Regions from separate parts of the Homo sapiens genome. Here region 2 is linked to region 1. The links are chromatin contacts, found by Hi-C or POLR2A ChIA-PET in ENCODE. All regions are on one chromosome and are shown on one strand. Each heading gives the region's core, a stretch centred on a gene start or an enhancer-like site at or near the end of the contact. The rest is flanking DNA. Distances are from core to core; before and after follow the strand shown.

Region 1 (3,044 bases), core at 105-2,604:
ACCATTACCACACAGCAAATTTTAGAATATTTTCATCACCTAAAAAAGAAACTCTGGGCCAGGCGTGGTGGCTTATACCTGTAATCATCCCAGCACCTTGGGGGGCCAAGGTGGGGGGGAATTGCTTGAGCCCAGGAGTTCGAGACCAGCCTGGGCAACAAGGCAAGACCCTATCTTTATAAAAAATAAATTAGCCAGGTGTGGTGGCATGTGCCTTTGGTCCCATCTCCTGGGGAGGCTGAGGCAGGAGGATCCCAGGAGGTTGAGGCTGCAGTGAGCCATGATTGCACCACTGCACTCCAGCCTGGGTGACAGAGTGAGACCCTATCTCAAAAAAAGAAAAACAAACCAAAAAACAAAACCCTGTACCTCTTTTAGCTATCACCTCCCTAAACCCAATTCACCTCAGCCCTAAGCAACCACTAACCTACTCTCTGTCTTTATAGACTATAATATGTAGTCTCTATATAGACAGAATAGACTACAATGTCTATTCTGGACATTGCATATAAACACAGTCATATAATCTGTAGTCTTTAGTGACTCACTTTTTTCACTTAGCATAATGTTTTCAAGATTCGTCCATTTGTAGCATGTATCAGCCCTTCATTCATTTTTATGGCTTTATTACAGTCTAATATATGGATGTATCTCATTGTGGCTATCCATTCATCACTTGATGGACATGGGGTTGTTTCTGTATTTTGACTATTATGATTAATGCTGCTATGAACATTCCCGTACAAGTTTTTGTGTGGACATATGTTTCATTTCTCTGGGACATACACCTAGGAGCGGAATTTCTGGGCCATACAATAGCCATATGCTTAATTGTTTGGGGAATAATAATGTACTTATATTTTATTTCTGAACCATTTTGAGGTGAAGTTGCAGACATGTCCCTTTATCCCTAAATACTTCAGAGAAGCCAAACCAAGGACATTCTTTTTCATAACCACGTTTCAATGATCCAATTCAGGAAATTTAACATTGATACAATATTACTGTTATATAATCCACATGCAAATTTTGCCAATTATGTCCTTAACAGCAATTTCCCCCCCATCCAAGATGCAAGCTGGGATCACGCACTGCATCTAGTTGTTCTGTCTCTTTCCTTTCCTTCGGTCTGGTGCAGTTCCTCAGCCCTTCTTCATCTTTGTGTAGTTTTGTGAAATGTCTCTCAGTTTAGGTTTATCTGATGTTTGGATGGATGAGTTTCAAGGCTTGTCCATGTAGTGGGCACTGAGGTCCAGTCGTGTAGCTGCCCAGGCAGAGGAGGAGACTTGGCTCGGCAGGAGCCCTGACCCCTTCCAACCCCACCGCGATTGCACCGCGCTCTGCAGCGAAGGGACGGGCCGCAGACCCAGACCCAGGGCTGAGCCCGGCAGTGGAAAGTGCCCCACCTGGACACCTGGAGGGTTTACTGGGAAGTGCCAAGAGAAAGAAAGGGGTTGTGCGGGAGCTTCGTTCACGCCCTTTCCCAGGAACAGCTCAGGGGCCTGGAGGGCGCGGGAGTGTGTCCCCAGGCCGGGCCGTGGGCAAGCACTTCCCATCGCGGCACCGAGGGCTCCCGGACCTCGCCAACCCGAGCCGCCCGGGAAAGGCTGCAGCGCGTCGCCGGGATATCCGGGAAGGGCGGGCGCGGGGGAGACCAGCAGGCCGGTGCTGGGAAGGCGCTGCCCCTTCTGGGAAGGGCCTTGATGCAAGGGCACACCCCCATGCCCGCGCCCTGCACCCCCGCTTCCGGCAGCCCCGGCGGGGCTCTCGGGAAGGCGCGGGGCGGGGGCGGCTGATTCTAATCCGAGGCCCAAGATGGAGATTGGGCGCCGGGAGGCGGCTGGCTTCACTGGGTCCTGGCCCTGAGCCGGTTTGCTGGGCTGGGCCTACCAAAGGCCCCACCAACTTTTGCAAGAAGACTTTTCTGGGTGCTCCCTCAACATTATTGATTGAGAAGAGCCCCAGATAATCTGCCATCCTACCGCACAGCTGCCAACTTCCACCTGAGGCAGCGGTGGTTGGGCTGTTCGTTGTTCATTCGTTCATTCATTTTGTGGCTGCAGGTATCTGCCTGCTCCCCACCTTTCCCCCTCCCTGTTGGGGAAGAGGCTCAGTAGGGCTTCCAGGTAACAGTCCTGTACCTAACCTGCTTCTGCTGAGAACACCTGTCCTCATAGTGCCACCCGACCTGCCCTCCCTCAGCCCCAGGGCCTTGAATTCTGGCCACCCCAGGACTGAGCTGGCCTCTGCCCACTTTACAATGAGGGCGACAGACACCAGGGGGAAAGGCAGGGCCTTAGGGAGCTAGCCAGGAAGAGGTAGAATGGGGAGAGGAGGAAGGCACCAGGCAGGGACCAGGCCAAGAGCGCTGCAGGAATGTCATAGTCATCCGAGTTTGCACCCTGACAGTCTGCAGATATGCGTTGTTCTGTCCTCACAGGCTTTTGAAAATTGGAAAAGTTCACATAAAAATCCAGATATCTGATTTTTCTTGACAAATAAAAGGATCTGCCAACACCAAGCTTGCATTCCTGTGGCAGCCAGGACTGAATCAGGAACCTTCCCTGGACCTGGCAGTGGCCACACACCCCTTCTTATTGTTTAAACTTTCTGCACTAGCTCCATTACTTGCCTCTTCCCCAAGGGCACCTGTGAGCTCACTCAATCCTCACCATACCCTGTGAGGTCAGGAACCCGATTCCATTTTGTACAGAAAGAAAGCAAGGTGAGAGGTCAACCACCTCGCCCAAGGTCACAGCCAGAGAGAGGTAGGGCTGGGATTCTCCCCCAGGTTATCTGCTCCCTGGATGATGCTCTCTTCACTCTGCTGTACTGTTTCCTTGTGGGAGATCCGGTGTCTTCAGCAGCAGCTGGGTGGACGGCAGATGTAGACAGCAAATGGAAAGCCCTTGGCCATCGTAGTCTGGGGCTTTCTAGGCCACCACAGAGTCCTGAGCTGGGCTACACAGCTCTTGGCTGAGGCTCTGGAGTGGTGCCACCGAAGTGTGGAGCAAGAAGGTTCGGTCCATGGTCCCACAGTAAAC
Region 2 (3,007 bases), core at 278-2,777, 310 kb after region 1:
AAGTGATTCTCCTGCCTCAGCCTCCCGAGTAGCTGGGACTACAGGCACGTGCCACCACGCCCGGCTAATTTTTGTATTCTTTAGTGGAGATGGGGTTTTACCATGTTGGCCAGGCTGGTCTCGATGTCCTGACCGTGGGTGATCTGCCTGCATTGGCCTCCCAAAGTGCTGGGATTACAGGCATGAGCCACCATGCCCGGGCAAGGGCCAGAACCTTGAAACCACTTGCTAGGGTGTTTGTAGAATGGAGTGGAGGCTGTGGTGAAACTGTCTAAAGTGCTATGCATGTGTGCCTAGGTGCATTCATCCACCCACTCATACAAATATTTGTAAACGCTTGCTATGTTTTAAGATGTGTTTAGGGGAGTTTGTGCTGCTCATTTTTTAAAGAGCGGGAACTCTTTGGTAGTTACAATATTAAAAGGATAGACATCCACTCTGAGTAGTTCTGGATCATTTCTGGAGTTCTTTTTTCAAATATGTCTAAGTAAAACACACCATGTCAAAATACCAGGCTGAGCTGCACACTTGCAGTGAGACAGGATGGAAGACCGAGGATTCCACCAGGTCAGGACGCATCTTTGTTACCTTTGCAGAGGTTCTCTAGCACCTCTAGATCTCTGCATGATCTAGTTTGAAAACTCCTCCTCTAGACTATGACAAAGTTAAAAAAAAAAAAAAGTGATTCCCTAGGCTTTCCTGTCATAAAAATTGAGAGGCAGACGTTTTTCTTTTAAATGAGTTTTCTGTTTTAGCAAATAGAAGCTATTATTTATAGCTTAGTTAAATGTTTTAAATCGCCAAACCTCCGTACCTCTTTCCTATAGAGATTAGTTCATGGAGGGAGTTATGAAAAACATCAGTTAATGATAATGATATAGTGGACTTTCAGGAGATGAGAAACTTATTTTGAATACCCACTGCTAGGTAGAAGTTTGACCTTTGCATGTACATCCAGAAAGGATGGTGGTGTATGCCATCAGCCTTGTGGTTTATAAATATTAGTGATGTGGTCTGAATGCTTTAATAAAAACAAATGAATCAAAGGGGTAGGTCTGTCTTTATTGTTTGGGATTAAAAAAATAATAATCATACATTCATATATTCTTTTCATACTTTTAAGAAACAAAAAGGCAATTCTGCTAAATTATAATTTTATTGTACATTTAAAATGCAGATTTTAAAAACTCAAATTGTGCTTTTTAGTAACTAATAATTTAAGAACTCTTTCTGATCCTCCCCTACTTTTCCAACCTTCTTTTCTTGCCTAACGTTAGGAAAACCAAATTGAAGATGCCTGCATTTTGAACAGGTTGAACTTGTGGCCTTGGCTATAATTGTCACTTCATAATCTATTTTTGATTTTAATCTTATTATTATAACTTTCTTTTTACAGACTGGTGAATTTTCAGCTCGTTTCCTTTTGAAGCTGCCCGTAGATTTCAGCAATATCCCCACATACCTTCTCAAGGTAAAAATATATGATTTTCAGTATGAGAATATAAGTGAGCTTTTTAAGTAATTATTTAACTCAATATTTGTATGACTGGTTTGTCAGCATTTTGTTCAGATGATGAATTCTATTAAAAATATTTCTTACATGAAGTTCCATTGAGCTGTTTTGCTGCCTAAAAGCTAAAATAGTAACTGTGAAAGTCATTTAGAAGTGAGTTTTCCATATTAAAATAAAATTATTATAAGTGAATTAAACTTTGGGAAAAATCGCTTTTATTTAATAATGTTACTGGAATGAAAGACTCTCATATAAATTACCTAATATGCAATATTAGTCACCACTCCATTCTGCAAACACCCTAGCCACTGCCTTCGAGGTTCTGGCCCTTGGCCGGGCGCGGTGGCTCATGCCTGTAATCCCAGCTTTTTGGGAGGCTGAAGTGGGCAGATCACCTGAGGTCAGGAGTTTGAGACCAGCCTGGCCAACATGGTGAAACCCTGTCTCTACTAAAAAAAATAGACAAATATTAGCCGGGCATGGTGGCAGGCTCCTATAATCCCAGCTACTCGGGAGACTGAGGCAGGAGAATCGCTTGAACCTGGGTGGCAGAGGTTGCAGTGACCCAAGATCGAGCCACTGCACTCCAGCCTGGGTGATAGAGTGAGACTCCATCTCAAAAAACAAAAAACAACAGATAAAAAACAAACAAACAAAAAGATTTGGCTGGCCTCCCTCTGTGCTGTATTTGTACTTGTGGTTCTTTAATTGCAATCTAGCATAAGAAAAATTTCTATCTTCCTAATTTGATGTTGTTCAGAGAATTAATGGTATTCATAACTGCCTAGAGAAAAGACAGAATCTTTGTACAAGTTTGCTTGCATATTATACTAATCAATAAATAATATTAGATATTAATTTTTATAATGGTTATAAGTATGACTTAGTAGAATATAAACTATAAACCATAGAAAAGGTTAGGGAATTTTTTTTAATACATTCCATCTTTTTTTTTTTTGGAAACATGGTCTTGCTCTGTCACCCAAGCTGGAGTGTAGTGGTGTGACCATAGCTCACCCCAAGCTCAAGTGATCCTCCCACCTCAGCTTTCTGAGTAACTGGGACTACAGGCGTGCACCACTGTGCCAAGCTAATTTTTTGTTTTTTGTAGAGAAAGGGTCTCAGTGGTCCTCCCACCTCACCCTCCCAAAATGTTGGGATTATAGGTGTGAGCCACTGTTCCTGGTCTATACAGTCCATCTAAAGAGGAAAATTATTTTCTTTTTCGCTAAGTAAAACATAGGATTTTTGTACTTCATTAAACTTTCGTTTTTAGTTTCCAGTTGACTAGTTCTCCATTTTGTACCCAAGAGTTGTAAAGTCCAAATAAGAATGGAAATCATCAATTTCTATCAGTTTCTCTACAATCCTGTTGTGGAAAATATATATATTAGATTTGTGATAACCAAGCATAATTAATTTGATTTTGGCAATTACTATGCTCTATTAGACTAGTAAGCAGTCTTCTAAGAAACCCTTATAGCATATACTCAG

What was found. A loop is a pair of places that touch in the nucleus more often than their neighbours do. ChIA-PET counts read pairs that join two places held with the same protein, here RNA polymerase II (POLR2A).
Region 2: a map of right cardiac atrium shows a loop between it and region 1 (2.2-fold over the local background). The contact joins two enhancer-like sites. A Hi-C loop is called at or near these places in 1 of 168 maps with a recorded cell type or tissue (right cardiac atrium). POLR2A ChIA-PET finds 5 or more read pairs at or near these places in 1 of 52 experiments (activated CD4-positive, alpha-beta T cell).

Annotation. Positions count from the first base shown.
Region 1 is chr2:27,734,018-27,737,061 of GRCh38, forward strand. All of the region lies in intron 2 of LOC105374378 (a long non-coding RNA gene), which reads left to right. Among named protein-coding and RNA genes, the nearest start is that of LINC01460, 20 kb to the left of the region's middle. RefSeq lists a silencer at 1,649-1,818. Within about 2 kb of position 1,355, at least 25 of the 41 ENCODE cell types and tissues checked have a DNase peak (open chromatin) inside an H3K27ac peak, as active enhancers do.
Region 2 is chr2:28,044,329-28,047,335 of GRCh38, forward strand. It overlaps BABAM2 (BRISC and BRCA1 A complex member 2), which reads left to right. Exons shown (of 12, transcript NM_199191.3): 6 at 1,397-1,471. Among named protein-coding and RNA genes, the nearest start is that of MIR4263, 49 kb to the left of the region's middle. Within about 2 kb of position 1,528, at least 2 of the 41 ENCODE cell types and tissues checked have a DNase peak (open chromatin) inside an H3K27ac peak, as active enhancers do.